3 separate regions of the Mus musculus genome follow, and regions 1 and 2 are each linked to region 3. Evidence: chromatin loops called from intact Hi-C (ENCODE). Cell type or tissue: left cerebral cortex. All regions are shown on one strand. Each heading gives the region's core, and the rest is flanking DNA. Links, peaks and the distances in the headings are about the cores only. Region 1 has its middle 53 kb from the start of Slc7a1. Region 2 holds the start of Ubl3 (ubiquitin-like 3). Region 3 holds the start of Slc7a1 (solute carrier family 7 (cationic amino acid transporter, y+ system), member 1).

Region 1 (9,983 bases), core at 1,048-9,047, 53 kb after region 3:
CACCTGTTTCCAACCTAGAACTGGCCATTATGAACTTAGGGTCAGACAGGTGCAGGGGTCTCTGGACATGAATAATGGGCCAGAGAGGCTCTCTTTGCAAGCAGCGATGTAGAGATATTCAGAAAGTCTTAAGGTGGGAGAAGGAGTCCTGCTCGCCCTGGGGATGTGCTGGGCAAAGTCTGTGCCCCCACTCCTTGCCAGTTGGTTTGCACAAGCCCCCTCTTATCGCTGCATCTTGGGCTCATAGGGTACCATCCTCTAAACAGGACATGACCTCAGGACTCCACACACCACATTATTCCCTCAGGCCACTTTACCTTCTTGAGTCCCCTTGGGTTTAGATGATTCTGGTCTCTTTAGTCACCTGCTTACCAACCATTCTTCACAATGCCCACACGTGACCAATCCCAGCTTTATGCTTAGATCTCTCTAGTTTTCCTCCAAGAAGAATGTTCAAGTTTTCAATGGTCAGTGTGTTGGTATCAAGAGCCAGCTTGGCAGATCTGCTCCAAATTCAGGGATGTCGCACATAGGTGGCATCTGTTGCCAGGGCAACCACATACCTTCCCAGAATCCACTTCCCACATTTACCTGCAAACAGGTTACTTACATCACAGCCTAAAGAAAAGACAGACCCTTCCTCTCTTTCCCCTCTTGGTCTCCAATAAACCTCTGCCATGTAGAGCTGCTTTGTTCTGGTGTGGTCTGTCTGGACACGAGCCACCATTCTACCATATCCAGCAGAATAGGCATCCCACGGTTGGGACGCCACACCCGCTAGCAGGACGCTTGACAGGGCACCTGTGGTGGTGTAACTGGCCCGGCAACCATAAAAATTCTAAAGAGTCACTTATGTGTCTCGATCTGTCAGATTGTTGACACAATGGACCCCTGAAAAATGGGAATTTCCCCAGAGATCTCATACTGGGAGAATATAAGGCACTAGCCAGAGGGTAGCTTATCTCTGGGGAGAGATTTTGAAGGGTCCTAGGAGTTGGCACAGAACACACCCAGACACCAAACCCTCAGCACAAAGAAGATTTATTTATGCCAGAAGGATCAGGCAGACAGCAATGGCCAACTGACACATGACCATTTTAAAGGCTCTATCTCAGGGAAAGGAAAAAGGTCTTATCTCTCCCCCGAGAGGGCTGGGGTGATGAGGTAGCCAACTTGACATCATGTAGCCTGTACCGTTTTTTATGAAGCAGTGTGGTGGGTTGGCCTAATGCTGCTTGTACTCTAATGCTAATATTGAGTCCCAAGGCTGGTTGCCTCAGAGAGGAGAATCCACACGTAAGACGCTAAGGACCCTGCCCCCGGGTTATTTCTGATTGGTAAATAAAGATGTGGACAGCTAATAGGTGGGCAGAAGACAAATAGGCAGAATTTAGGTTTCCCAGGCTTGGTGTCAGAGGAGAACCAGGAGGGGGCAAGAGTGCAGGAGAAAGAGGGAGAAGCTACAGTGGATTATGAGTAAAGAAATTGTGGCCCTGGGGGCCGGCCAATGGGAGTTAAGAACAGCCCAGATGGAACATAGTGAGTAATGACTATCAATAGGAAAGTAGATTCTAGCAGCATAGAGGGTAGGGTATCTGCCTAGCTTTTGTGCTGTGTAAGGCTTATGGTAGATACAAAGGTTATGTGTGCCTTTCATCCTGGATCTTGTTTTCTCCCCTCCCTTGGCTCAGAGATCCCACCATACTGTCTATGGGTGATGGTAGATGGTGGTCGTGGGTGCCGCAGTAGAGAGAGAAGCTCACCAGGGTGCTAAGCCTTCTTGGAAAAGACTAGCTCACTCCAGTTACTTTTATTCACTAATCACACAAAATTAATTCGGACTGGGAAAGGTTGCAAGTACCAAAGTCATCTTCCCCTTGATGTCCGAGAGTGCAGACCACCCGCGCAAAGCTCAGTCCCTTCCGACCATGGCGAGCCAGAATCAGAAGGAAGAACTCCAGGTTTGCCAGGAGTGTCTTAGGACCAAGGTTGGTGCAGCTACAAGCTCTTGTGTAGCACCAAGTGCCGATTCTCCAGGAAGAAAACATTTCCTCGAGGTTCAAACAGACTCAGAACAATTTCTCAGCCTCTCCTGATTAACCCCCAACATAGCAAAAGCTTTGCTGGAACATTTCACTCATAGCCAGACACAAAGGCTATGCATGACTACAGCAGGTGACCACCACGGCAAATAAGAAACTTTTCTGAGCTTTCTCTTCATTAATTCACAGGCTCCCTTCCTTAATCCTTCCCATGGAACTCATCACACTAGCAACTCAATCCCTCACCGACCAAATGACTCATTTTCTTTCTTTCCTTCTCTCTTTCTTTTCTTCTCTTTCTTTCCTTCTTTCTTTCTCTCTCTCTCTTTCTTTGTTTTGTTTGTTTGCTTTGTTTTTTTTTTTTCGAATCAGGGTTTCCCTGGCTGTTTTGAAACTCACTCTGTAAACCAGGCTGTAGACCTCAAACTCAGAAATCCACCTGCCTCTGCCTCCCAAGTGTTGGGATTAAAGGCGTGCGCCACTACTGCCTGGCTAGTTTTCTTGATTTGTCCGTAAGCAGCCTTCTAGATGCCAAGATGGCTGCACACGGAGGACGTGCCTGAGGGTGGATTTGTGCTTCCCTCTTGGACTCAGGGCAAGAGCTTCTTTGGGGGCTTTGAAGAAGAACCCCCCACCCCCACCCCGTTCCGCCCTCCATTCCCATCGATTCCTGCCTGCCATTCTCTTTGGGAAGACTTTCTGATCACAGCAGAGAGAGACACAAATTCAAGAACTAATGAAAGGAACAGACACACAGCTGGAAAAGAATCAGATAAAATGGTTCAACGGCAGGTGTGTCTGGCGCCACTCCATTCCTCCTATTGCTTCTAAACCCAACGGTCTGGTCTGAGACTCCTAGGGTATCAGGGTAAGCTCACTCACGCCTGCAGGCAGTGCAGCCCAGTGGTCAGGAGAGCACTCTTATTTCCTTACCTACCCTGGTGTTTGTGGACTCTGTTTAGGGAGTGGGTAGAGCGTTGATTTGCCAGAAATACTGTTCGGTGCAAGGCTTATCCTTGAGAGCGCTCAGCTCTGTCCATTTGGGCAGCAGCCCCATTATAGACTCTGCTGGAGAGTTTACAGGGATTTATGTCTAACTCTGGCTTCTGAGACACGCCAGGCAAAGGCTGGAGATGGAGCTTAAGGTCTAGCTCACAGTGGGCTTTCCCAGAATCATTCCTTTTCTTGAATATCATCTCTGTGTACAAAAACTCAGTCCGTCTGGTTTTCTTTTCTTGATGCTAAGGGGACGGCTAAGCAAGGAAAATGCCTGACTCTTCCCTGCCACCTGCATGTGGATGTTGGGATTCTGCGCTGGCCGCAGCTCCAGGTTGAATTGCGCGGATCTCTGCCTTTGTTACAAGCAGACCAGAAATCTGAGTTTGTCTCAGGAAAGGTCCTGCGCTGGGCGCTCGCCTTGCTTCTCTAGGTATATAGCGCCCTCTGTTGGCTACCCAGGCTAAATGCCCCAGGTGTATGTGTAACCTTTCACCCACTCACCCAATTGCCCATTGCTAAGTGCCAGGCTCTGTCTGGAAGTTCAAGATATAAAAACGCACAAAGTGAAATGCTTTTTTTTTTTTAAATATATTTCACTGTTGAGTATTTTTTAAAGATGTGTTTTAGCCGGGCGGTGGTGGCGCACGCCTTTAATCCCAGCACTTGGGAGGCAGAAGCAGGCGGATTTCTGAGTTCGAGGCCAGCCTGGTCTACAAAGTGAGTTCCGAGACAGCCAGGGCTACACAGAGAAACCCTGTCTCGAAAAAACAACAACAACCAAAAGATTTGTTTTATTTTTAATTATCTGTGTTTGTGTGTGTCTATGTGTGGTTATGCGCATATGAACACAGATCCCCTGGAATTGGAGTCACACATAGTTGTGAGCCACCTGGTGTGGCTGCTGGAAACTGAGTTCTGGTCAACTCCTTTTCTTTAAAAGGTGATACCAGTGCTGGTTGGTGTCTGGATTGGAATGAGTTTCATTTTAAGAAATTTCTGAAGAATAAGGACGTGGGGTCTGAGTGTCAAGTAGTCCCTTTTGGGGTCATATTTTGCTTTCCAGTGGCTGGACTCTAATGCAGTGCTACACAAAGGGTTTAGCTCCTCGGGCATGGGGGGTGAGAGCAAAAACCCCAAGCTCGCTACCTTTCTCTTCCCTTGTCCTACTGATCTTTTCTTCCCCTCCCAAACTGCAAACCCACCTTTGATTCCTAGCAATGACCATAGAGAAACATTGCTTTTTCTTGCCCCAACCAAGTTCATAAAAACCGGGTTGTGTTCGAGGCGCCCTCTGGAGGCCAACATGTGTCACTACAACCCCTTCACCAAGCCAATTCGTAAGAGTATGAGAAGCAGTGCTCACCGTTAGAAAGATGGAGAGCAAACTTTTTAGTTTTTTTTCTTTGCAGGATTTCTGTGTCCTAATTATCTTTTAAAGATTTAAAGATTTATTTATTTTGTTTATATTAGTACACCATAAGAGAGCTTTGGCTCCCATTACAGATGGCTGTGAGCTGGTTGTGGTTGTGTGAGATGGATGTGGTTGCTGGGATTTGAACTCAGAACCTCTGGAAGAGTAGTCAGTGCTCTTAACCTCTGAGCCACCTCTCCAGCCCGTCCTAATTATTTTTAAACTTCTGTTTTAACAGAACAATTTTGTTGAACCCTAATTTACTCACCTAAAGTGCACAATGTAGGTATTGGCATAGGCATACTACCATTGTAAGACCATTGCCCTCTTCCCTAAATAAATCCTACCCCCCCCCAAAAAAAAGAAATTCTACCGATTAATGGGAATTCCCTATCTCTGACCTCTTATAACCATTAATATGTTTTTTCCTATGGACTTGCCTTTTCTAGACATTTTGTATAACAGGTGGCCTTTTGGTCTGGCTTCTTTTACAAAACAAGCTTTTGTTTCTATCTTGTTTACACCTTAATTTGAATTACCATATAATTTATCACCCAAAGTGCAACATTTCCAGAAAGATGCTATTCATAATTGTTATACCACGGCCTAGGGCTACCCATGCCCAGCCAGGGAGGACATCCCCACATTCAAAGAGAAGAACGGAGTCACCCACGATTCTCCCCAGTCCCCCAACTGCCCACCACCCCTCCCTAAGTCACAATTACCAAACCTTGCTCAGCACCCTCTGGTCTCTCGGAGCACTGCAGTCAATTTACTTCCACGGTTGCTAATGCTGTTTACAGCTGAAGTATGCTTATGATTTATGGGAAGAAACAAGACTAATTTCCCCCAAAGAAATGAGAACCGGCAGTTTTGTTTTTCGTTTTGGGGAACCGTGAAATTTGACGGCGGCGGCAGAGGTGGAGGGGGGGGCAGACTAGGAAAGAAAGCAGATGCAGAAAGCAACACTGATATGATAAATGGGGAAGGGATGTTAGAAACGATGGGCCATCAGGAAGTTACTCTAGGAGGCTTAATTGGGTGGGCCATGCATGGCGCCTCTGAAAAGGGCAATGTAATTACTTGTTGTTACGCTGTTACGTGCACCTGGCTCACTGGCATCTCTCGCTGTGATGGTCTCTGCTGTACAGAAGATCCTCCCTGTTTGTAAGCAAATGCAAATTTTATTATTCTTTAATTATAAGTATGTATTGAGCCGACACAGAAGTTGCACAGACGTTGACCTGTCGCTTGCTTGGTGACAGCGGGTCCATCTGCTGCTGACAAGATAGCTAAAGTACTTTGCAGCAGACACTCTGACTACCCATTCTTCCTTGCTTCGAGAGGGTTTGGTCAAACAGCAAAATTTGTCAACAGAGTTGGCACTGGGGGTGGGTGGGTGTCACATGTGTAATATATTCTATCACAAGAAAGGTGTCCTTGTCCTCTGTCACACTGCAAAGCAGATACAGGCTGCCATGGAATGCAGCTATGTAAAGGGAAAAAATTGTACGTTGTAATCAAAATATCACACACACACACACACACACACACACACTCACACACTCACGCGCGCGCACCCTAGGCTCTTAGCAAACTAAATTCTTTAAGGAATTGAATAATTAGACCAAGATTTTGTGTTCTGAATTCACTAATGAGGCCATTTGGACCACCTGCCGTAGCGATCGCCCTCTACAGAGCCTGACTTCGCAGGGTTCCAGGAGCAGACCTAGGACCGCAAACCTCCAAGCCAAGGAGTCCAGTTCTGGTCCCCACATGCAAACGCGCCCTCCTGGTGTCCCTAGCAGCCTTTGTTTGTGTGTGTTTTGTGTCTGGGCTCATCCATCTGGCTCCCCTTCTGCCACCTTTCCCTTCTGTTTACACCCACCATTCTCAATTTGTCTTCCAGCTCTTTCTGCACCAATTACGCTATAGACAGATTTAGTCTATTTCTGAGCCAGCTGCTCAAATACGCCCTTTTCTGCATTGAAAAATACTCAGAGCAGGCCCCCGGCCACCCACGAGGATTCCCAGACTCCGAGTCTGGAAGAAATTCATAGAAACTTTTCTGATTCTGGTGCTATCCCCCAAATTCATTCATTGGGAACAAAGAAAAAAAAGGGGGATATTGATTTTCCAAGAGTATAAAGATATGGATGCCAGCTAGAGGCCCCAGGGGTTGTGCAGGCAAAAGATTAGAGGACTAGACCCACTTGGAGCAGGTCTTTCCTGATACTGTACTCTGCAAGAGTTTGGCCACGCCTTCTGAGAACAAGGAGCCACTGACCCGCACCTTGCAGGAAGAGCTGGGCCCCGCCCTCAAGGTCACGAGCTGTTGGCGCTTATTCAGGGTGCTGTTTGTGCAAATGCCTTTGTGTTTTCAAGCATGCTTAAGACAGGACCATCTTTGCCATCATCTTCCAGGTCTAGAAAAAGGGGTCCTTTGAAATGAGTGTGGTGTTCCAAGGAGGGGAAGCCCCTCCATCACTGTCCCAAGACGGGTCTAGAAGAGTTCTGACAGGGTAGGGGCCTCATGCTCCAGGATGGCTTGTTCATAGGAGAGCTGCATATTCCTTTCAAAGCCATCCATGCACACAAAGATGCCCTACTCCCCACAGAGGAGCAAGCCTCAAAATCTACGGTGCAGCCGGGCAGTAGTGGCGCATGCACGCCTTTAATCCCAGCACTTTGAAGGCAGAGGCAGGCAGATTTCTGAGTTCGAGGCCAGCCTGGTCTACAAAGTGAGTTCCAGGACAGCCAGGGCTACACAGAAAAACCCTGTCTCGAAAACAAACAAACAAACAAACAAACAACAACAACAAAAATCCACCGTGAAAATTAATTCTATCAGGTTCTAGGCATCTGTGCCCTGCTGAATTCCATGCAAGGAATGACCCCCTGCAGCTGCTACCCACTCTGGAGCAGAGCATGGTCTCCCTTTGTCCTCTGACAGTCCCTGCTCCCCAGATGGTTGCTCTTCAGGCTTCCAGTGGAGCACATGCAGAATGTCCCACCTGTCTCCAGGTATGGGAAACCAAGTCTCAGGCACCACAGCAGAAGGGGAGCCATTATGCCTGGGGCCAGATGGAATATCTACAAGCTACTTATACATAAAAGTATCTATTATGTGCCCGAGGTAATTGTTGTCTTCTATGGTTCCTGCCTCCTTTTGCTAACCTAGGCCTAGTCCTGGAAGCGTCTAGCCTCTGTACAATCGTATCTAGGCCTGGAAGGTTTCAGCCTCTGAGACCTGCTGCTAAATAAGCTCTTTCTTGTTGTTTCTGAGCTCTGGCTGGCTGGTTCAACTAAGCTATTCTGGCTCAAACTCCTCTCCCAGCTGACGTATTCAATCTGGCTTTTCTCTCGGTCTCTGAATTGCTCTGCTTGGCCTTGAACTAACTTTAGCAATCTGTTCTAATCTTTGGGCTCCTTCTCATTCTCTTGCTCCTTCTGTCTTTATCTGTGTTTAGCTTGTTCTCTTCAATCTGTCTCTGTAAAACTCTCCCAGTAACACTGCCTCCTCCCCCCTCTCAGTGCTGCTCCACTCTCCTTCTCAACTCTACTGACTTCCTGCTCTGTACTCTCTTACTCCTGTCCTGTCTGTCTCTCCTTTAAGTAGCTTCCCTTTCCAACTCTTCTCCTGAGAGTTGGGCATATCCTATTCTGTCAGATCTTTCTCTGATTCATCACTTTGTCTGCCACTCAGGCATCTCTTTCAAACATGGGTGCTTCCTTCTACAAACTAATTTTAGCTTCAGTGTTTGAGATTAAAGGTGTGTGCTAAGAGTTGAGCCACACCCTAAGTAGAAGCAGGTTCAAATATCCTGTCACACCTATGGGCAGCACAAAGACCTCTGGTCAAGCCCGAAGGCAGGAAGGATCTGGTCCAGTACTGACCCAGGTCACTCCAGGAGTTGTTGGTGCAAGGATCTCTGAAGGAGAAATATGCAGAATCGCTGACTGTAGGATAAACCCAAGGATCAAGCCTCCTAACTCCAACTAGCTCCTATGCACCCTGATCAACATTTCAAGAAATATATTACACACTTTACACATACAGCTGCATGTGTATGCTTGTACACAGGCACCACACACACACACACACACACACACACACACACCTGGTATTGTTCTGAGCCATGAGGTGCTTCCTGCATCGGGGAGCAGCATCTATGAAGACTCCACATAAGACAGATCTCTGTGTATCAGCTTCTCAAAGTGAGATCCATGTATGTGTGATGTCAATGGCTCTGTGAAGTGTTAGAAATGCAGGCTCCACCCACACCTCTGAAAGCACCCTGCCCTCTAACAAGATGCTCTTATGATTTATGCACATTTAAATATCAAGACTATTCTAGAGGTTCTGTTCTGCTCCTAACAAACTCCATGAGCTAGGATTCCCTAAGCTTCAAGAGTTCAGAGAACTTGCTTATATCTGCATAAGAGAAAGCAGAAGCAATGGGATTTGATCCTAGAACAGAGGGCCATTTCTTTAATCAGAGCCCTTTCTTGTTAGGTATATGTGCCTCAGTATGAACCTTTTACTATAAAGACCAAGTGAAGGGGTTGATTTGGTTTGTTTTAACACACACACACACACACACACACACACACACACACACACACAGAGGGAGAGAGAGAGAGAGATTTTTAAAGTGGATTGAAGAGGTAATTTGGAGACTAAGGGCACTGACTATTCTTCCAGAGGCCTGTACCAATATTTCCTTTCCTACTTACAGTCCCTACTCCTGTTCCTGCCTAAGCAACTGAAGCCCCCAGTGGAGCTCTACCCTGAAGATATAAATACATTTAAATTGATCTCATATGCCTCCTATTGTATTGAGCATGGTGACCTGGAGCTGGCAGCAAAGTTTGTCAATCAGCTCAAAGGGGAGTCCAGAAGAGTGGCACAGGACTGGCTGAAGCAGGCCCAAATGACCCTAAGCAGATAGTGGAGATCCTGACTGCATACACCAGAGCCGTAGGAATAGGAACCACTCAAGTGCAGCAAGAGTAAGGCCTAGGAAGAGTTGTGTAATGTCATATCTCATATCAAAGAAAATCAGCATTGGTATCTGCAGGCTTTGCAACAAGGGTCCCAGAATTGTCCAGAAGTGAGCAGGTTCCAAGTCCTGTGTGAGATGTTAACACCTGTTACATTTACCGTCCTTACACTGCTATCATGCCAATGAACTCCAGGAGGCTTTATTTGCAACTTGTGTAATACTTCCTGTTTTTTAGGTTTTACTGATCAGGCTTGTGAGCCACTCAAAATAATGTTTGTGATCCCTACTATTGATTCGGCCCTAGGGTAACTCACAACCTCCTGTAACTCGAGTTTGAAGAGATCCGTTGCCCTCTTCTGGCCTTCATGGATGCTGTATTCATGTGGCACACAGACATTGTGATGGTTTGTATATGCTTGGCCCAGAGAGTGGCATTATTAGGAGGTGTGGCTTTATTGGAGTAGGTGTGGCACTGTGGGTGTAGGCTTTAAGACCCTCATCCTAGCTGCCTGGGAGTCAGTAAAC
Region 2 (9,983 bases), core at 602-8,601, 150 kb after region 3:
CAGACTACACACTGTTGATCAGCACCTGCTTCTTCAACCGAACAAGCGAGCATCAGCTGCTTCAGAGAACAGCACACCTCACTGTCTCATACAGCCTCTCTGCACATAGTCTCTAGCTTTCTGTTTTTGAGACAGGGTCTCACTGTACAGCTCTGGCTAGCCTAAAACTTACTTTGTAGACCAGGTCAGCCCTGAACTCACAAGATCCGCCTGCCTCTGCCTCCAGAGCACTGGGATTAAAGGTGTGCACCACCACCACACCCCTCACAGGTAGTTAGCAGACCCGTTTTTTGGTGTAATGGATGTCCTAAAGCTGTAAAGTGCAATTCTCGTCCAAAGTCCTAAGTTGTTTCCCAAACGAAGAAACACTGGCGTGAACACATCCCACGTGCTGAGGCCATTTCCAATGCACAGTGAGGTCATCGTCCTCATCACCATCTTTGCCTGTCTTCCCCGCCCCCCAAGTCCTATCACCCACATGTCACTACACAGACACAAACAATGGCTATGGCCCAAGGAAGACTACAAATTGTGAACTCAGTTTTAAAAACGTAAAGGAAACTTTTAAAATATGATTATAATGAAATTCTGCTCCAATATTTTCAGTTTTTTTCAGACACAGGTTGCTACACTGAGATATTAGTAAATGTATTTCCAACTCAATCCCTATTAACAAGGAAGAAAAATCAGCATCAGGAGGTTTTAAATACACTTAGGTTCCTAAACGTGTGTGTGTGTGTGTGCGTGTACACTGCAGAATGGTGAAAAGAAGGCTCCTTGCAAATTATTGTATAGAAGATGCAACAAATGCATTAACCACAGACACACTTTATCCTTCTAAATTTGAATAAAGTATTTTCTTTACAGTAAAACAAAAATGTATTTACTGTTTAAAAATAAATTTTAGTAAATACTACTCACAAAATTAAAACTAGTGTTAAAATACTGGTCACAAAATGAGCCACAATTATAGCCATAAAAAGACTTTATCCAAATGGCAATTGAGTTATCAATTATCATTCGTCTGGAAGGAATTACTGCAAATGAAACCGGGCAGGGGTTCTAACATCAGTGCCCCACCCCACCTCCTGGGCAGGATGTTTCCAGGGCTGACAAGCACCATTAAGATGTAAAGGAGCAGAAGGTTTGTTTCTAAATAGCACAGGGGAGAGCTGTCAACACTCGAAAGGTTCATATTACAGCACTGAACAGAAAGGCGATTCTGCACTTGCAAGTTCAGGCCTGTGACAGTTCATATCCTAATCAATTTAGAGCCAGGCTGCAAGGAGATGTTACTTGGTGGGAACATCTGTGCTCCTGAAGAGATGGCTTTCAAAATCATAAAATGGTAAATCGTGCTCCCTTCAAGTCACCAATGCAAACTCAAATTGTCAGGTTTTGGTATGAGGAGTTTAGCTATGAACAATTTCTAAGAAGGCAGTACTTACTTAACATTTAATGTGTGTGTGTGTGTGTGTGTATGTGCGCACGCGTGTGTGCATTTTGAGGATTCTACACTCTTATCAAACAAAGATCCTTCTGATGGAAAATTGAAATTTAAGTAATGGAAAATGGTTGTTTAAAGGATTTTCTCAACAATCATATTGTCCAGAAAGGTGACCACGAGATAGGAAACCCACTTAGAACTTGGAAGTCTACACAGGCTACCTCTGAGGAGCATCACAAGGCATTCTACGTTTATTACATAATATTGCTTTGCCCTTGCATATCACCTTTAATCAGGGACCTCAAAGCACCACTGGGTCATCAGGGCCTGAACACACAATCTCAGACAGACAAGCAGTGATAGTTTGTAACCGCAACTATCAATAGAACCTTGCCCCTACCTCAGTCCCCCAATCCCAACACAGCTTCCAATCTTCAGAGATGGCACTCCCCAAAAATCACCTCAATGTGCAGCTGATGCTGTACATTCCACGTTTTCTGTATCACTGGGCCCAAAGAAAGTAGTGGCCCTGCTTTAACTGCACACATCTGTTTCATTACAACTTCTCTAACAGAATAGAAGGCACTCAGGTGGGTGTAGCCTTCACTGTGCTGATGATATAAAATGGAGGCTTTACAAAGAGCAAATCTCTGCCGGAGGCTATGAGCCCACAGATCACTCATCAAACAGAGGAAGAAACATTTGCAGTTCTGTGTAGAGACCTCTCCAGGCAACTTCGAGAATAGTGTAAAGGGAACCTTGGCAGCCACTCAGGCAGGCAGGAGACTGTTCCCCCTGAACACATCAAGAAGGAAGAACAGCTAAAAGGACAGAGCCTGAGTTTAAAGACTCCGGAAGCAAAGGCTGCAAGCGCGGTGGCCACCCGGGAGGCAGGCCCAGTGGTTCCTTTGCATTTGAACAGCATATTAAGTGGAAAATCAAACAAACAAAATGCCTTTAAACCAAGGTCAAAATACACAATTTAGGGTCATTTTTCTTTTAAAAATATGTAAAACAGGTCATCTCTCCATAGAAATATTTGACATTTTAAAAATGCAACCATTAGCAAAGTTCAATCTTGGTTCTGCACTGTAATACATACACATTCAAATGTCAACTTGACATAAGTGGGCATGATTACATTAACTTCGATTCTTTCAGAAGGATTATTCATCTCCCAGTTACTTGCATTATGTCTGCCTTCAGGACTGCAAAGTGTCACTTCACGCGCCCACAAACCCACCCCTCAGCACTGTAAGGCTACACAGTAACTGTCAGTCAACACACTCGCAACCCTAACATTTAGAAACCAAAGGAAAAAGCCTCAATAAACAATAGCAGTTTTTGTTTCCAGTTCTCAACGCCCAGTGATCCAGGCTCAATAAACATGCTTAACTGGCTTAAAACAAACAATAGACAAACAAAAACCTAAAATGCAAAACTGTTAATTACTTGGTACCAAGAAACCTTGGAATATCTATATTTTAAAAAGGACGCTTTACGCCATAAACCTAGAATTGAAAAACATTTAAATAGCTCCGGTTGTCATAGCTGTTCGTTCAGCTAGACGTTTCGAAGGGCTCACAGCAAGACTTTTTCCAAAGAGGTGCGCCGCTGCCCCTGAAATGTATCAAGTGTGCACCTACGTCTGAACGATCTTGTCTGTCACTGAGCCAGACAGCCTCTTCCTACCCTAGGTATCCAGCTCGCCGCCCGTCCCCGGCCGTGTCCACACAGCCCTTGACGTTTTCCCGAAGCGTTTAAATCCAAGCCTTGAAAGCCTTCTAGCAATCGGGAAGGAATTTCCTCCGCTTCCACTGCATTTCCCTGCCTCCGGCGACTTAGGAAACACAACCGAACCAGTGACTCCCAGTGGTTTTAAAAAAAAGAAGAAGAAAAAAAGAAAGAAAAAGCTGCAAAACCACACCAAAAACCAGTGCTTCCTAAAAGAAAAGGGGGGAGGGGGGCAGAAGAGCCAACTTCTCCAAAGCCAAGTAGATTGGCTTTTCCAGAAGTGCCCCCCATTTCTCACCCCCGCCGGGCCCCAGAAACCTTCGCCCCGACGCCAGCGTCGTCTTCCGATTAAATAAGATTGGAAACCACACTACAATCCGAACGTCGGAACTTATCGTTCACTTACCATATCCGCCGGGACATGACTGGACATCTTGCCTTTTGAGAGTGGGCCAGAGGTTTACGCAGAAAACAAAACAAAAAGCAAGAGCAGAAGTGCTGGAACTACGGAAAAAATAAAAAAGAACCTTCACAATTCTGATCGGTTTGTGCTGAGCTTTTCCCAAAAATGAAAAAAAAAATAAAAATTAAAAAAAAAAGTAGAAGTTACGTGGGAGCACAAGAGCTTCTGGGGCGAGAGGCGCGAGGGGAGCCGATCGTCAGCAGCAGTAGCAGCTCCAGGACCCGCCGCGCCAGGTGGACAGAGCCGAGTGACACACGGACATGGAGCGGGGTGGGAGGGGGTTAAATGCGCCGTCCTCTTTCCCCGGCCCAGGCGGTGATTCACACGCGCTCGCGACTCAGGTCCTCATTAAAGCCCCGGCGACGAAGTGTACAGATAACTATGTGGCTACACATCGAGCGCCGAGCTGAAAGCGGCCGGGGCCGCCGAGAAGCTCAGCGCGCGCCGCGGGGCCGCACAGCCGGGCTGCGCGCAGCCGCGCTCAAGGGCATCGACCTCGCCAGCCGCCGAGCCGAGCCGAGCCGAACTGGGCCGAGCCGAACCGAGCGCAGCGCCGGGGGGGCTCAGGCCGCGGGCGCCTCAGCGCAGCCGCGCCGGTCGGGCCGCATCGCGTCTGGGCTCCGGCCGCCTCCGCCTCGCTGCCTGCCTTCCGCAGCGTCTTCCGGGGGCTCCTCCCTTAGCTTGGGAACAGCTCCCCCTCAGAGCCCTGACTCTCCGCCTCCTCCTCCACTTCTCAATCCCACACGCCCCGGCCGCCTCCTGTCATCGCCTCAGCCCAACATGGCGGCGGTGGCCCCTGCTGGTGCCCGAGAGCCGACTTGGGAATAGCGCCCCCCACCTCCCCCGCCCCCGTCTGCGCTTGTTCCGTTCGTCACAACGGAGCCCTCTCGGAGCATCATGGGAAATGTAGTTTGTGCAGGTGAGGGGAAGGGGCCTCCGGGGCGTCCTTGCCCGCATCGATGCCACGCCCCCGCATAGCAACAGTTGCTAGGAAAGGATAGCGCCCTTGTCTCGGTTCAGTTTAGAGGCTCTTGCTCTGGAGTCAGTCCCTACCTGTGTCCAGAAATGCCATGATCACGCGGATTGTTGGAGGAAAACAACTTGCACGGAGAAATTCCCTCGCGCACTGTGTAGACACAGTTAAAATAGGACACACCGTGGTGCAGAAGCATGTGTTTTAATCATTGCAAGTTCTCCACATCCTGCAATCTCAAACCATTTTATTGAGTGAGTTAATCTTTAGGTCTCCTCAACATGACAGTTTGAAGATCAGAAACAATCATTGATTTCCAATAAGGCCGTGGAAGTTCAACAGAAACAAGACTCTTGTGAAGCAGAGGCAATGTCTGAACACACGTTTCCTGAAGTCCTAGGGCCATAAAGCTGCAATCCGCTTAATTGAAATGACCAGAAACTATATAGTGGTAGTGGAGACTACATGTAGATTCACCACTTCCCAGCCTAGCCCCTGTTTGACCCGGTGACGTAATTGTATTGTGAATTTAAAACAGCATAATATAATGCCGATGCTAGAATATTTAGGTGAAAAAATAATGTCTACCACGGATCTAGGATCAGAATACAGAAACCACAAGTATTCAGTTGAGCCTTATTCATATCTCAGACCTTTCGGAAGGGCAGTCTCCACACGATACTATTACACCCACCTACAGTTGTGACCTCACCTAAAGGCAGCCTTGCCTACCTTCCAGGGCTAAAGTCTGGGTGCTGTTAAGGATGATTTCATGCATGGCACATACATCGTTTTGTAAATAACAGCACATCTTCTGACGTGAACGGTGGCTACTCATCCTCTTTCTCTCTCGACGCACAGGTGCACCACAGGCTCTGCGGCCACTGAGAGTTCAGACGTGAGCTATGCAGTCCCTGTTGTCTAGGAGCCTGCGTCATTCCCCAGAACCATCTCCCCAGTCACGTGTTCCCTCATCGGACGGGAACTCACGGGACACTTCAGAGGACCTACTTGTCTCTTGAGTGGCGGCCTGGCTGAAGGCATTCCATACACTCCTAGGAGCCTACATCACAGACCCAACTCCCTAAGAATCCAAACGTAGAGGAAAACAGAGGCCCAGGCTCACCCCAATGTGGCTTCCCTATTTCAGCATCTGTGGGTTCCATGGTTTTCTACTCTTAATGTAGTTTCTCTCCGTGTGTGTTTAATAAGCACAGAACCCTTCCCCACCATGAACCCTTCTGGAAATCCAAACAACTGAAGCTTTTCAGTCCACCAACAGATTCTGAAGGAGTACTGCATTACCATTTAAAGATGTTTACCACGTTAATTCCCCATGCCACACCTACTCTCAGCCCCCTTTCCCATGCCACGCCTACTCTCCTCAGCCTCCTTCCCCCTCCCCACCACCCACCATGGCTCTGACAGACCTAAGTGCTGTTGAAAGGCAAGAAGCAGAAGTTGGCAGAACGAAGGAAAGCTGTCCGCCAGCCCCATTGCCAGGGATGTAATGACCCCTACTTTGAGCCCAAAATCACACAGCATGTCTTCTACGGGATGCTGTCTGCCACTGCCCCTTCTGTATAAGGCCGCGCCTTTTAAAAGTAAGCTTGCTGCACCTGGTTGCATTTCTAACTACTCAAATAAGACAGGCTGAGATGTTATTATCCACAAAACTCGTTGGAACCCTCTCCTGACATAATTCAGGCATGAAGGAGCACTGCAGAACACAAACGGATTTCTCTGCCGTGCTGCCTTTACTGTGGAGCGTGAAGTGAGGGGCTGCAGAGAGGAGCCTGCCGGGGCACAGCAGGGAAGGGTGACACCATCCGTCCTCGAATCTATTGTCAGCATCACCCGGGAGGCAGTGGATGACACAGCAGTTTTGATATGGAAAAACTAACCTCACAAGAAATCAAAGAGCTAACTCTGCCGCGAAGGCGTCTTTGCTGATCCCCTCTGCCTCTCTGACGCTCTTCCGCACTTCCGGGGAACTTCATCTAAATCTCTAAGGGCCTTTCTAAGAATGGATGATGACACCGCGGGCCCCTCAGCCATAGCTGCTGCTAAGTTCGTAGAGCTGAGAGGGGTTTTCTGAGGCAGAGTCAGGGGGTCACTGGGATGAAGAAAATTATTAGAGAATTAGGTTATGGCAATGGTCACGGCTAGGTATGGCGTGGGAAGCCCGCAATCCCGGCCTTTGTAACAAGACCCTGTCTCAAACAAGGCAAAACAAAAATGTGCAAAACTGTGAATATTCTAGAAACTACTGATTGTGCACTTTAGAAGTTCTTTTTCAAGCTTTAAAGCAAGCGCGCGCGCGTGTGTGTGTGTGTGTGTGTGTGTGTGTGTGTGTGTGTGATGTGCGTGTGGCTACCTGCAGAGGCCATTTATGGGCATCAGGGTCTCAGGAAATGGATTTATAGGCAGTTGTGTGCCACCGTATGTAGGTGCTGGGAACTAAGTCTAGGCTCTTGGCAAGAGCAGCCAGTGTTCTAACCACTGAGACATTTCTCTAGTCCTAGAAGGGCTTTTTGGCAGTGGTGTTTTGTTATGTTTTGTTTTTTGTTTTGTTTTTTTGTTTTCTTGTTTGTTTTTGTTTGTGAGACCGTGTTTCTCTGTGTAACCCTGAATGTCCTGGAACTCACTTTGTAGACCAGGCTGGCCAGAATCTCAGAGACCTGCCTGTCTCTGCCTCCTGAGTGCTGGGATTAAAGGTGTGCGCCACCACCACCCTGGCGGGTTATTTTTTAATAGCAGCAAAATACATATAAATTAAATTTACCATCGTAACCTTTTTTAGTTGTTCAGTTCTGTGACATAAGTCCGTGCACTCAGAAGAGCCCTCCTTCCCTCTGCTCTCTCATTCTTCAGCTTTGTATTCATTAAACAACTCCCCTCCCCAACTCTCCTCCCCTACTCCTCACTTTCTGTTTAGACAGTTGTTTTCAATTCTATTCAGTACCTCAGGTGAAGGGAAAGAACACTTGTCTCTTTTTTTGGCTTTTTTGAGACAGGGTTTCTCTGTATAGCCCTGGCTCTCCTGGAACTCACTTTGTAGACCAGGCTGGCCTCGAACTCAGAAATCCGCCTGCCTCTGCCTTCCAAGTGCTGGGATTAAAGGCGTGTGCCACCATGCCCGGCTAGAACACTTGTCTTTTTGTGTATGGCCTGTTCCCTTTGGTATAACGTCTTCAAGGTTCATCCCTGTTGAAGCCTGTGACATTTTTTTCCCTTCATTTTTGGAGAGTAAGTAATAGACCATCATTTGCATATCTGTGGAAAGACCTTCTCACTACTGAGAACTGGCTGGATATAGAAATGATATCCCAATAAAATAAGAAATATATTTATATATTTTGATATATGTATATATAAAGTATATAAAAATCTCAACATGTAAATCATATCTCAATAAACGTTTCCAAGAGGTCACAGCGGCCGTGTAGAGTCTAAAGCTTGTCTCTTCTCACACTTATCCTTTAAGTGCTGCCCAAGCAAACTGGATGAAAGTGAGGCCAGAGAACAGGATGGAGAATGAAGCCTCACATGCAGGCTACAAAATTAACAGAGGAGAAAAACCTGCTGGCCAAGGCTGACTAGAAATGGCAGGAGCCACCGGTACAGTGACAGAGATACTCCAGATTGTCCGAAGGTGACCTGTGGCTCGTGATACAGGTCATGTGATAAGCTGCACACACCCCTGGGTGGGGATTGAAGATCACTAACCAGAAATGTGATGCATGAAGCAACAGGCAGAGTTGGGTGAACAGAGCATGCGTGGAAAAGCCTGAGCTATGCAAATGGCCCCCCAAAGCCTCTGGAAAGTAAAAGCTCTAACGTCTTGTACAGCACAGCTGCTGTGTTTCTAGATGTCCAGGCTCTGCCCTGCTTCATTAGACACATTGCAATGTGTCCAATAATCCCTCCCATTCAGCTCCCACCAGTTCATCTCTCTGGTCAACTCCTTGTTCTAATATACCAGGACCTAGAACCCTTCTGGATGTGCCCACCAAACCCAGATACCCACCCGGATCTAAAGAATTACTCGGCTTATACTGCAGAGATGCTTCCGTCAACAAGGCAGCTTTTTTATGTGCCACCAACACTCACATAAAAAAGCCGCCTGCTCATGTGACCCTGGGACAGAGGAAGGAAAAGAGACAGAGGCTCAGACTCTCAAGCCAGCTATGGTAGCCAACGGGAGATCTCTGGACTCATGAGAGATTCTGTCTCAAAAACTAGGTGGAGAGATAAGGAGATACCTCTGTGGGTCAAAGCATTCCCCACAAAGGCTGAAGATGTGAGTTCAGATCCTCAGAACCCAAGGAAAAGCCAGATAGAGTGGTTTAAGCCTCTGTAGGAGACTCAGTGGAAGGTTGGATGGTCACTAGCTGCCTAGCCTGGTTTATATAAGAAGATTTAAAACAGTGGTTCTCAACCTTCCTAATGCTGTGGCCCTTTAATATAGTTCCTCAAGTCGCAGTGACCCTCCAATTATTTTTGTTGCTTCTCATAACCATAATTTTGTAACTGTTGTGAATCGTAATGAATCGTCTGTGTTTTCTGGTGGTCTTGGGTGACCCCTGTGAAAGGGTCATCCAATCCACAAAGGAGCCACAAGCTGCAGATTGAGAGCCATTCTTCTGGAAAGGTGGAAGATGAGCACTAGCCAGGAAAGGTCTGATTGCTACGTGCAGGCCATGGCATACATATAGGCCCCAGACCACAAGAACAGGCATGTGCACTCTCACATATCACATACATGCATGCACACACATGCACACAAGCATGCACACACTCTTCATATCACACAAATGTACCCAAATTCACATCATACATGCATACTAATATGCTTTCCCATTATACAAAAGTACAGTCACAGATGCACACACAGACACACAGACATACACTGAGACACCCAGCTGCACACGCATATATACACACTCATATGCTTTCACATTTCATACACATACACACACACATGCACACACACAAATCACACACATGCACTCAAGCACGCACACACTCTTCATATCACACAAATGTACCCAAACTCATGTCTCACATGCATACACATATAAACACACATATACGATTTCACATCGCGCACACACAGACACACACACAGACACACACTTACACACACATATATGCACACTCATATGCTTTCAGATCTCATACACATTCACATCACACAGACAGACACACGCACAGAATTTAAATTTGAAAAAAGGTGAAGGATAGTTAAGGAAAACCCTTGCTGTTGCCCCGTGGCATCCACAAACAAGTGCTTCTTATACAGATAAAAAAAATAAAATAAAATCAAGAAGAAAAAAATCCATGTCCTTCTGTGAGCTATGCCT
Region 3 (9,983 bases), core at 886-8,885:
CCAGCCTGGTCTACAGCATGAGTTCCAGGACAGCCAGGGTTACACAGAGAAACCCTGTCCAAGGGAGCAGTGTGTGTGTGTGTGGGGGGGGGGGATCCATGTTCTAAAAGGAGGATGCCTACACCTTGACCTGGTGTATTAGTCAGGGTTCTCTAGGGTCACAGAACTTATGGAATGTCTCCATATATTAAGGGAAATTATTGGAATGACTTACAGTCTGTAGTCCAACTAACCCAACAATGGGCAGCTGTGAATAGAAAATCCAAGAATCTAGAAGTTGATCAGACTCAGGAGGCTGGGTGTGCCAGCTGGGCTTCTGGCTAAGCTGGAGTCCTGAAGAAGTGGGTTCCAAAAGACGTGCTGGCAAGTAAGTGCAAGCAGGCAAAGACTGAATCTTCCTTCTTCCACTGTCCTTATGTAGGCCTCCAGCAGAAGGTGTGCACTGCTGTGTTTGAACATAAGCTTGACTTGAAACTTGCTCTGAACCCAGGCTGGCCTTGAACTCAAGAGATCTGCCTGCCTCTGTCTCCTGAGATTAAAAGTGAGCACCACCTTTGCTTGGGTCTAAGCTTTTCATGACCACTATGCCTCAAAACCCACAAAGGATCAAAAGTGTGCGTTACTTCATGTCAAGTTCCAGGTCAGAAGCTGGTGTCTTCCAGATGCAAGATCTAGATCACAGGTGTGCCCTCCATTTCTGGATTGTAGTTCATTCCAGATGTAGTCAAGTTGATAACCAGAACTAGCCATCACACCTGGGATCTCATGCTGCTGGCTCAAGGTCCAGAGAACCCTAAGGCATTAGGACTCTAAGTTCAGAGTGTCCCCAACCCACAGGGCAACCTCAACACCAGACTAACACCTGGAGGAGAAAGTGATCCCAGCTTTGGGTTGGCCTGCACAAACCCCAGAACAGGTAGCTTCAACGGTCCCAAGAGAGTCCATCAGTACAAGCCTGTCCTTTGGTGGTGAAGGTATCCAAAAATTTACTTGGAGAAATTCTCAGTGGTTAAGAACACTTAAGGAGGACCTGATGTTGGTTTCCAGCATCCACATGGGGGCTCACAGCTATCTGTAACTCCAGTTCCAAGGGATCAGACACCCTCTTCTGGTCTCTGGGGGCAGTGAATATATATGGTGCACATACAGAGAAAGATATATATATATATATGTATATGTATGTGTATATATATATATATATATATATATATATATATATATATATATATACACACACACACATACATACACATATGTAAAAATTTTAAATAAACATGAAGCCAGGCATGGTGGTGCACACCTTGAATCTCAGTACCTGGGAGGCAGAGGCAGGTAAATCTCTGTGAATTCCAAGCAAGCCTGGCCTAGATAGTGAGTCCCAGCCAGGGAAGCTAAGAGCTAAACACTGAGACGGTGTCTCTAAATAAATGAAATTTTTGAAAGGTTATTTGCAGTGACAGGCATGGTAGTGTGTACATATAACCCCAGCATTCTGGAGGCTGAGCCAGCAGGATCTCATGTTTGGTCTATACAGCAAGTCTTTGAATGAATGAATGAATGAATGAATGAGAGAGAATATACTAGCCATTTTATTTTGTGTCTGCCAAAATCTTTTTCTCCCGGGACTGGAAAGATGGCTCAGCATTTAAGAGAGACTATTGTTCCTCCAGAGGACCCAAGTTTATAAGCAGCACCCATATCAGACGTCAACAACCGCTTGTAACCCAAGCTCCGAGGGATTCAACACTCTCTGGCTTTTAGGGGTACCCACACACGTGACAAATATCCACACAGACACATCCACATAAATAAAAGTAAACCTTTAGACTAGATATAAATGAATAGCGTGAATGTCCCTCTTCCACCCAACAGGATTCTTGACCAGCCTACCCCTTTCCCTCAGTACAGCATCTTGCTCTCTCCTCACATAGAAACCCTAGCCAATCTTACTGGATGGATTGTTAAAATGTATCCAGGCAGTGGGCCAGGGGACACAGTCCCTAGCATATGTTTTGCATGTGAGAGGCCCTGGTATTAATCCCAAGCACACACACGAATCTCAAATACCCACTCCCTATGTCCCCAGCCCCACCCCACCCCCAAGGGGCCAACTATGAAGAAAACACTAGGGCAGTGGTTTCCCAACCCTTTGGGGAGTAAACAACCCTTTCACAGGGGTCCCATATCAGATACCCTGCATATCATATATTTACATTATGATTCATAACAGTGGCAAAAATTACACTTGTGCAGTAGTAACGAAATCATTTTATGGTTGGCGGTGACCACAGCAAGAGGAACTGTATTAAAGGGTTGCAGCACTAGAAAGGTTGAGAGCCACCGCTCTAAGGTCTTATCTATAGGTCCTGCCTGGAGTGATGACTAAGAACCAGATGAAATACCAAGACATTTCAGGAGATGCCTGTAGGTAACATGGCACAGATATCCAGACAAGCACCAGGTTACCGGGTATTTCTTCCCCTAACCATGTCTTCCTTCTTCATACTCCTCCCTAGGATTAGTAAATACTTCTAACTCTGGAGAAAGGCATAATTTCCTGAGCATAATGCGACCATGTATGTAGTTACTTATTTCTGCCGGGCGGGTCTAATGAAAAGAATGCAGGCTTAAACAGCAATAAATGCATTTAATTACATCCCCCCAAAAAAAAAAAAAGTGTCCTGGGGCCTGAGAAAAAATAACCCGGCCTGTCAGGTGCCCACTGTGCAAACCTGCAGCTGAGTGTGCAGGAGACCCCTGGGTACGCTCTCCAGCTCTGCATGAACTGGGATCCGCGCAAATGCCTGTAATCCCAGGGACACAGTGGGAGGCAAAAGGATCAAGGTCATCTTTTGCAAAGTAGCAAGTTTGAGGCTGGTTGTGAAGCTGGGTTGTGGGTGGAGCACAGGGTGAGGTGGGGGTGGGGAGAAACTGATCTACCAAATATAATAATGACCATGTGTCTTAGAAGAGAAATCCCGAAGGGAGCCAGCTTGTCTTCATACCTTTAAAAAATAATAATAATAATCTAAAACCTGTAATTATGGGCCAAGAAAGAGCCCTGGGGCTGTGAGATTCAGCCCTAGCCACTGGGGTATCTCTTATCTCTACTTAACTAGTTCCTTTGGTTTATTCACCCCCCCCCACCCTCCCTTATATACCCTCTAAATTTCACCCTTAAGTAAAACATGATCTCAAAACGCTAAACTTTTCAGAGCTGTTTCAATTCATGGGGTGACTTTCCCCCTCTAAATGTCTATTCTGATCTCGTGAGTCACGCCCTTTTGTTTTAGTGGCAGAAGGGTGTGCTCTAGTCAAAATAATAATTTCCATTGAGACCAACTAAAAATACCAGGGGGATGACTGTGTCGAGGTTTCCTATTATCTTAACCACACATGAAGGGCAAGAAATGTTACAAAAATCCCAATTACCAGCTGACTCCATGACAGCTAAGACAGTCAACCAAAAGATAACGCAGAAGATAACGCTCCGGATTCTAGTGAAAGTTTACTCACCTTTAGAAGAAATACACCTATGGTTGAAACCCTGTCCTCCTGCACGTGAGAGTATAACTGTGGGTGCTGGGAAATGTAGTTTTTTAGTTTGTTTTGTTTTCCTGACAGCACATGTCTGCCTATCCCAGCACATGTCTGCCTATCCCAGCACATGTCTGGCTATCTTAACACACAAGTCCACACAGCAGTGGGCTGGAGCGAGCGACACTGGACTGCTCTGCGGACACCCTTGGCTGGTGACCTGATCGTGCCCAGGAAGTCTTCCACTGGACAGAAACACACGGAGCACAGGTTGTCTACGGAGCCGGAAGAACTTCCTCCCACTCCACACCATCTGGAAGAACAGTCTGTGCAGGCCGAATCGGGTCACAAGGAAAACCCACCCAAGAGGGAGTCCCTCCAAAGGGACCTCTGGAGACTATGAGGCGACCCGGAGGACAGGAATCTCAGGTCTCGGGTCATGCCTGCGAGACCTGACAAGAGTCCATCCTGCGCGCGGCTCGGCTGACGACACTGCCCGGGACCGCGTGGCGGGGCGGGGTGCCGCGCACCGCGCCATGTAAGGGAAGGTCTCCCAGACTGCCGTGACTCCGGATGCCACCCGGGGCAGCCTGCGTAGATGGGTCCCCGCGCCCACGTGGAGCCTACACACGGCGCCACGCGTGGCGGGCGTCACCCGGGTCGCCCGTGTTCACTCCCTCCCGCTGTTGCATCATGCACCACGCCGCGCCTGCAAAGGACCAAGATGGACTCGGAGGAGGCGACCGGAACACTGGTGCCCGCCCCACGCACCCATCCCCCGGAGATGGAGAGGATAAGAAGAACCCTCGCCCTGCCTGAAACGCCACCCGAGGCCACACACACAGACACACACGCACACCGAGGTGACTCAGGCTTTCAGAGCTTCCTGGGCAATCACAAGGATCGCGTACTCACGGAGGAGGCGGCAAGATGTTGAGCTGTGTGGAGACCGCGGGTAGAAAGCCTCTCACACCTGCTAGCTGAGGGGATGGCGCACGCGGGCGGAATCCGAGCCGGTTTCATCAGCCGCGCGCCGCCCTCCGCGGGCCCCACGGCCACGGCCAGTGCTGCGCGTCAGCTTCCAGGGCACCAATGACAGCGCCGCGCGGCCGCGCCCCTGTGGGCGGGGACACCCGAGACCGGGCTTCCCCGCCGGTTTGGGCGCCTCCCGCGCGCGCCCTTGGTCCTCCGCAGCCGCAACTGAGCTTGAGTCAGAGCTGATGGCACAGGCTGAGGGGTGCGAGCCCCCTCCTGGGGAGCCACGGACAGCTGACGACCAGGTTTCTTGCTCCAAACTGGATGTAAGACACATTTTAAAGACTTTTTTTTTTTTTGGACTTAGTTGTAAATCTTCTTTTGACATTGGACTACTTTACGGCTGTGCCCTAGCTAACGCCTTAGCCTCCGCCTTGGTCAGGAAGGGCCCCAGAACCTGCAAGCCTCCCTTTGATACAAGGTAGTTCCTCCACATAGCCAACAGAACAGTTCAGGCAGTTCACACCCGCGGGACTCTCCCCAAGTTTAGTACCCAAATCTAGTCTTCAGGGTTCCTTCTGATCTCTGCTCCAAAATCGAGAACTACAGTCTATAGGGCTGAGGGATGGCTCAGCGGTTAACACTGACAACCCTTTCAGAGGACCCAGTTCTGACTCCCCACATGGGGGCTCACAACTAATCTGTAAGTCTTGAATGTGATGCACAGACATACACAGGTAAACCATAAATATGCATAAGATAAAAGTTTTTATAAAGAATTATATCGAAGCCCGGCAGTGGTGGCACACACCTTTAGTCCCAGCACTTGGGAGGCAGAGGCAGGTGGATTTCTGAGTTTGAGGCCAGCCTGGTCTACAGAGTGAGTTTCAGGACAGCCAGGGCTATACAGAGAAATCCTGTTAAAAAAAGAGAGAGAGAGAGAGAGAGAGAGAGAGAGAGAGAGAGAGAGAGAGAGAGAGAGAGAGAGGAAGGAAGGAAGGAAAGAAGAAAGAAAGAAAGAAAGAAAGAAAGAAAGAAAGAAAGAAAGAAAGGAAGAAAGAGAGAAAAGAAAGGAAAAGAAAAGAAAAAGAGAAAAGAGAAGGTGGATGCTATGTGTGTTCTCAAGTGTGCCTTATCAGTAAAGGGATTCATTGTCAGCCACAGCTGTTGATACTCCCATAGAATTAAACTAACGATGTATTAATTTATATTGCCCAGCCAAAAAGTCTTAATGAATACGTAGAGGGAGGTGGATAGCACTAAAGCACTTCTAACACTTGTAAGATAACATTAAAGCACTTCTAACAGCGTTTGTGATAATAACAAGGCATCAAACATGCTTTGTTTTCCAACAGCCAACAGAAGTAAGTGTCAATCATGCGGTGATGAACTGATTCCTGCCAATCTAGTAGGGAGGTCTCCTGAATCTTTACCAGGTGCCCCCTTCTCACAGAGGGAAACCTCCCATCTTTCAGCGCCCACCAGCTTTGCCTTCAGCACCAGATGAGTATCTGACTCCGAATTCGAACGCTATTCACTGTGTGTCCTCCACAAATCGGCACACTACTGCTTATGAAAATTTACGTTCTCTTAAAAACTGCTTGCCCTGTCCTCGTCTGGGATTTTGGTGTGATACAGGTCCCGTCAAACAAGCTGAAAATCAAAAAACGGAGTCACGGGTAATAAAATCCCACACCAATAAGCTGAAGCTAAACTGACCTCTCAAGAAATTAGGAAATTAGCGATGACCAGTTTATGTAATGATTCTCTGTGCATAAACCCTTAACCAAAAAGAGCAAGCTGGATCAACCAGATATTAGGCAGCTTTTTCTCTATTGTCCCTTCTCCCTGCCTCTACTATGCAGAGACAGTAACTTCTACCTGCTTTCTTCAGCTCATTCCTATCTAGAAGACCAACTTCAGCTTTACTGCTTTTGTTTTGCTTTGTTTTTGTTTTTGTTTTTGTTTTTGTTTTTTTTTTTTTGAGACAGGATCTCACTATGCAGCCCTGGCTCTCATGGAACTCACTTTCTATGGACCAGAATGGCCTCGAACTCAGAGACACATCTGCCTCTGCCTCCCCAAGTGCTGGGGTTAAACGTGTGTGCCACCAAGCCTGGCTACAATTAAGATCTTTAAACCATAGTTTTGTTATTTGACTCTGTGTGTGTGTGTGTGTGTGTGTGTGTGTGTGTTGCACACATATCACATGTCAGTGTTCAGACATGCAGAGGCCAAAACATGATATCAAGTGTATCCTTCTATCACTGTCTGCCTTACTGACATAAAGCAGGATCTCTCAATGAGCCCCCACACTCATCACTTTTTGGTAAGGCTGCCTGGTCAGCGAATGCTTGTAATCTGCTCATTTCTGCCTCCCAGTTTGGAGGTTAAAGGCACATGCAGCCATTCCCAGCTTGTAAAGTGGGTGTGAGATTCAAACGGGTCCTCGTGCAATGCACTCTTACCCGTGGAACCATCTCCCCAGCCCCTGTGATTTTGATCGAAAGCCAACCCTTTGAGCTGGGCAGTGGTGGTTCGTCCCTCTAATCCCAACACTCAGATTTCTGAGTTTGAGGCCAGCCTAGTTTATGAAGAGATTTCCAGGACAGCCGTGTCTACAAAGAGAAATCCTGTCTCAGGAAAAGGTTCAACCCTTTCATGTTTGAAATACAATTGTGGGTTTGTTAAATGTATATGTGTGTGAGCCGGCATGACTTTAGGAGCACCACGTGCGTGCCAGAGACCATGGAGGCTAGAAAAGAGTATTAGCTAGTTACAGGTGAGCCACCATGTGGGTGCTGGGGACTGAACCCAGGAAGAACAGCCAGTCCTATTAACCACTGAGCCATCTCTCCAGGCCCTGTTTTGTTTTGTTTTTTTTTTTCAAACTGGCTTTTGGCTTCCAAACCTTAAAGATATTCCACGTGAAGAGCCAACCTAGATTCCATCTTTCCTAGGGGATTTTTTAGCACAGTTTCCAGTTCAGTGACGCCTCCCATGAAGCAGCTGGCCTCCCACGGAGCAGCTGGCCTTCAGACTGACAAGAGGAATCCCTCAGAATCAGGGCCCATGAAAAGTATCCGGTGCTTTGAATGAAAATGTCCCTCCTAGGGAGGGGCACTAGTAGAAGCTGTGGCCTGTTGGATTAGGTGTGGCCTTGTTGGAGAAAGTATGTCACTGGGGGTGGGCTTTGAGGTTTCAGACACTCAAGTCAGGCCCAGTGTCTGTCTGTCTGTCTGTCTGTCTGTCTCTCTCTCTCTCTCTCTCTCTCTCTCTCCTTCCCTCCCTCCCCCTCTCTCTGCAGCCTATTGATCCAGATGTAGATGTTGCTGTCTTCAGACACACCAGAAGAAGGCATCAGATCTCATTACTGTTGGTTGTGAGCCACCATGTGGTTGCTGGGAATTGAACTCGGATCCTCTGGAAACGGCTGAGCCATATCTCCAGCCCCCAGATGTAGAATTCTCAGCTCCTTCTGCCTGTAGGCTGCCATGCTCCCTGCCATGATGACAATGAACTAAAAACTTCTAAACTCTAAGTCACCCCCAATTCAATGTTTTCTTTTATAATAATCCTGTTATTTGCTAGGCAAGATGGCACACACGTATCATCCCAGCACTCGGGACGCAGAGATGTGTAAATCTCTATGAATTTGAGGCCAGCCTGGTCTACAGAGTCAATTTCAGGATAGCAAGAGCTATCCCTGTCTCAGGGTAGAAAAAGTTGCCATGGATGTGGTATTATAGCGATAAAATTCTAAACTAAAATGAAGTGACTTCAGAGGAGAAAAAAAATCAATTTGAAGCAGAGAAACCCAATTGTGGTCAAGGTCTCACAGAAGATGCTGGTAGCCCTGGCTCAATACCATGACAAACAGCAAAGGTCCTAAGGCACCGTGACTGAGAGGTCTCCATCATCGCCAGCTGAGCCAAGATTCCAAAAACCCTCACAGAAAGAGGTTGCTGGTCTTAGCCCCTGTCGGACATCTTGTAAGTCACATCCTCGTCTAGGACCATCAGGCAGCACAAGGCATTAAAAGGACCTAGAATCAGAATCAGTAAGGCAGATGCAGGCTGGTTCTGACCCAACCCCTAACAGCCTGAGGAGAATGTACTGGGTTACTGTAATCCTTGGTTTCTTTGATTTCCAGTAGAGATCATGCTAGTTGCATAGCGTTACAAAGTTCATGGCACATATGAGAGACAGATCCAAAGATGGACAGATTAGACAACCTATAAACAGGCTTACACACATCTCCACAGATCCTCAATAAAGGTGCAGATATGACTGGAGAGATGGCTCAGCAGTTAAGAGCACTGACTGCACTTCCAGAGGACCTGGGTTCAGTTCCTAGCACCCACATGGAGGCTCAGAATGGTCTGTAACTCCAGTCTCTTGGGATATGATGCCCCCTTCTGGCTCCTTCAGGCACCAGGCGTGTACTTAGCACACAGACATTCATGCGGGCTGAGCACCAATACACATACAGTTTTTAAATTCATTGCTTTTCATTTTTTTAAATCATGTGTGTGTCTTTGTGAGTGGGTACCACGTGTACAGGTGCCCATGGAGTATGACAGGTCCCCTGAAGTTGTAGCTAGAGGCAGTTCAGCTGCCCAACATGGGTGCTGGGAATTGAACTCAGATCCTCTGGAAAAGCAACACCTGTGCTGAGACATCTCTTCAGCCCAAAGGAAAATCATGTTTTAAGTGCAAAGTCTCTTCAATGAGTACTATTAGAATAATGGCTCTCCACGTGGGAAAATAAATAAATAACATAAGGAAAAGAAATAGAACATAACCACCTTACATTAAAAAAATTCAAACAAACTGCGGTGGTTTGAATGAGAACGTCTGTAGGCACAGAGAGTTTAATATTTGGTCCTCAGGTGGCTTCACTATCTGGGTAGATGTGGGAGCTGTGGCCTTGAAAGAGGAAGTGTGTCAGTTAGGATGGGCTTTTTATAATTTCTATAAATTGTTCTGGCCACAGTGTTTCATCGCAGCAATAGAGAAGTAACTAATGGGTGGTGGTGGTGGTGTACACCTTTGATTCCTGCACTCAGGAGGCAGGCAAGTCTCTGAGTTCGAGGCCAGCCTGGTCTATAGAACAAGCTCCAGGACATCCAGTCTTACCCGCGTTTCGGCACCAACTCTTACACGCGTTCTTGCGACCGGCCAGGAAGAACACAACAAACCAGAATCTTCTGCGGCAAAACTTTATTGCTTACATCTTCAGGAGCCAGAGAGCAAGAGAGCAAGAGAGCAAGAGAGAGAAAAGGAACAAGAACAAGAAAGCAAGAGCAAGAGAGAGAAAAAGCAAGAACAAGAGAGAGAGAAAGCAAGAACAAGAGAGAGAAAAAGCAAGAACAAGAGAGAGAAAAAGCAAGAACAAGAGAGAGAAAAAGAATGGCAAAACCCCGTCCCTTTTAAGGAGAATTATCCTCCGCCTAGGACGTATTACTCCC

The links. Peaks named below come from ENCODE experiments on the same cell type or tissue, not always from the same donor. Only the 100,000 strongest peaks of a DNase experiment are listed, where the experiment ranks them.
Region 1: a loop joins it to region 3, with 2.3 times the contacts of the local background. A loop is called at or near these places in 4 of 42 quality-filtered maps.
Region 2: it touches region 3 in a loop (2.0-fold over the local background); 5 of 42 quality-filtered maps call a loop at or near these places.

Annotation. Positions count from the first base shown.
Region 1 is chr5:148,447,679-148,457,661 of GRCm38, forward strand. No RefSeq gene overlaps it. Among named protein-coding and RNA genes, the nearest start is that of Slc7a1, 53 kb to the left of the region's middle. In left cerebral cortex, for the core only: CTCF peaks have their summits at 3,484 (motif pointing left) and 4,344 (motif pointing left); DNase peaks (open chromatin) are centred at 3,459, 4,327, 5,845 and 6,383.
Region 2 is chr5:148,548,366-148,558,348 of GRCm38, forward strand. It overlaps Ubl3 (ubiquitin-like 3), which reads right to left and starts at 4,423. Exons shown (of 5, transcript NM_011908.2): 1 at 3,588-4,423. The coding sequence starts at 3,614. In left cerebral cortex, for the core only: a CTCF peak has its summit at 4,437 (motif pointing left); DNase peaks (open chromatin) are centred at 2,190, 2,687, 3,152, 3,593 and 3 more places; H3K4me3 peaks cover 3,536 bases; H3K27ac peaks cover 3,211 bases.
Region 3 is chr5:148,395,277-148,405,259 of GRCm38, forward strand. It overlaps Slc7a1 (solute carrier family 7 (cationic amino acid transporter, y+ system), member 1), which reads right to left and starts at 4,628. Exons shown (of 13, transcript NM_007513.4): 1 at 4,453-4,628. In left cerebral cortex, for the core only: a CTCF peak has its summit at 4,713; DNase peaks (open chromatin) are centred at 3,784, 4,583 and 7,528; H3K4me3 peaks cover 1,679 bases; H3K27ac peaks cover 1,405 bases.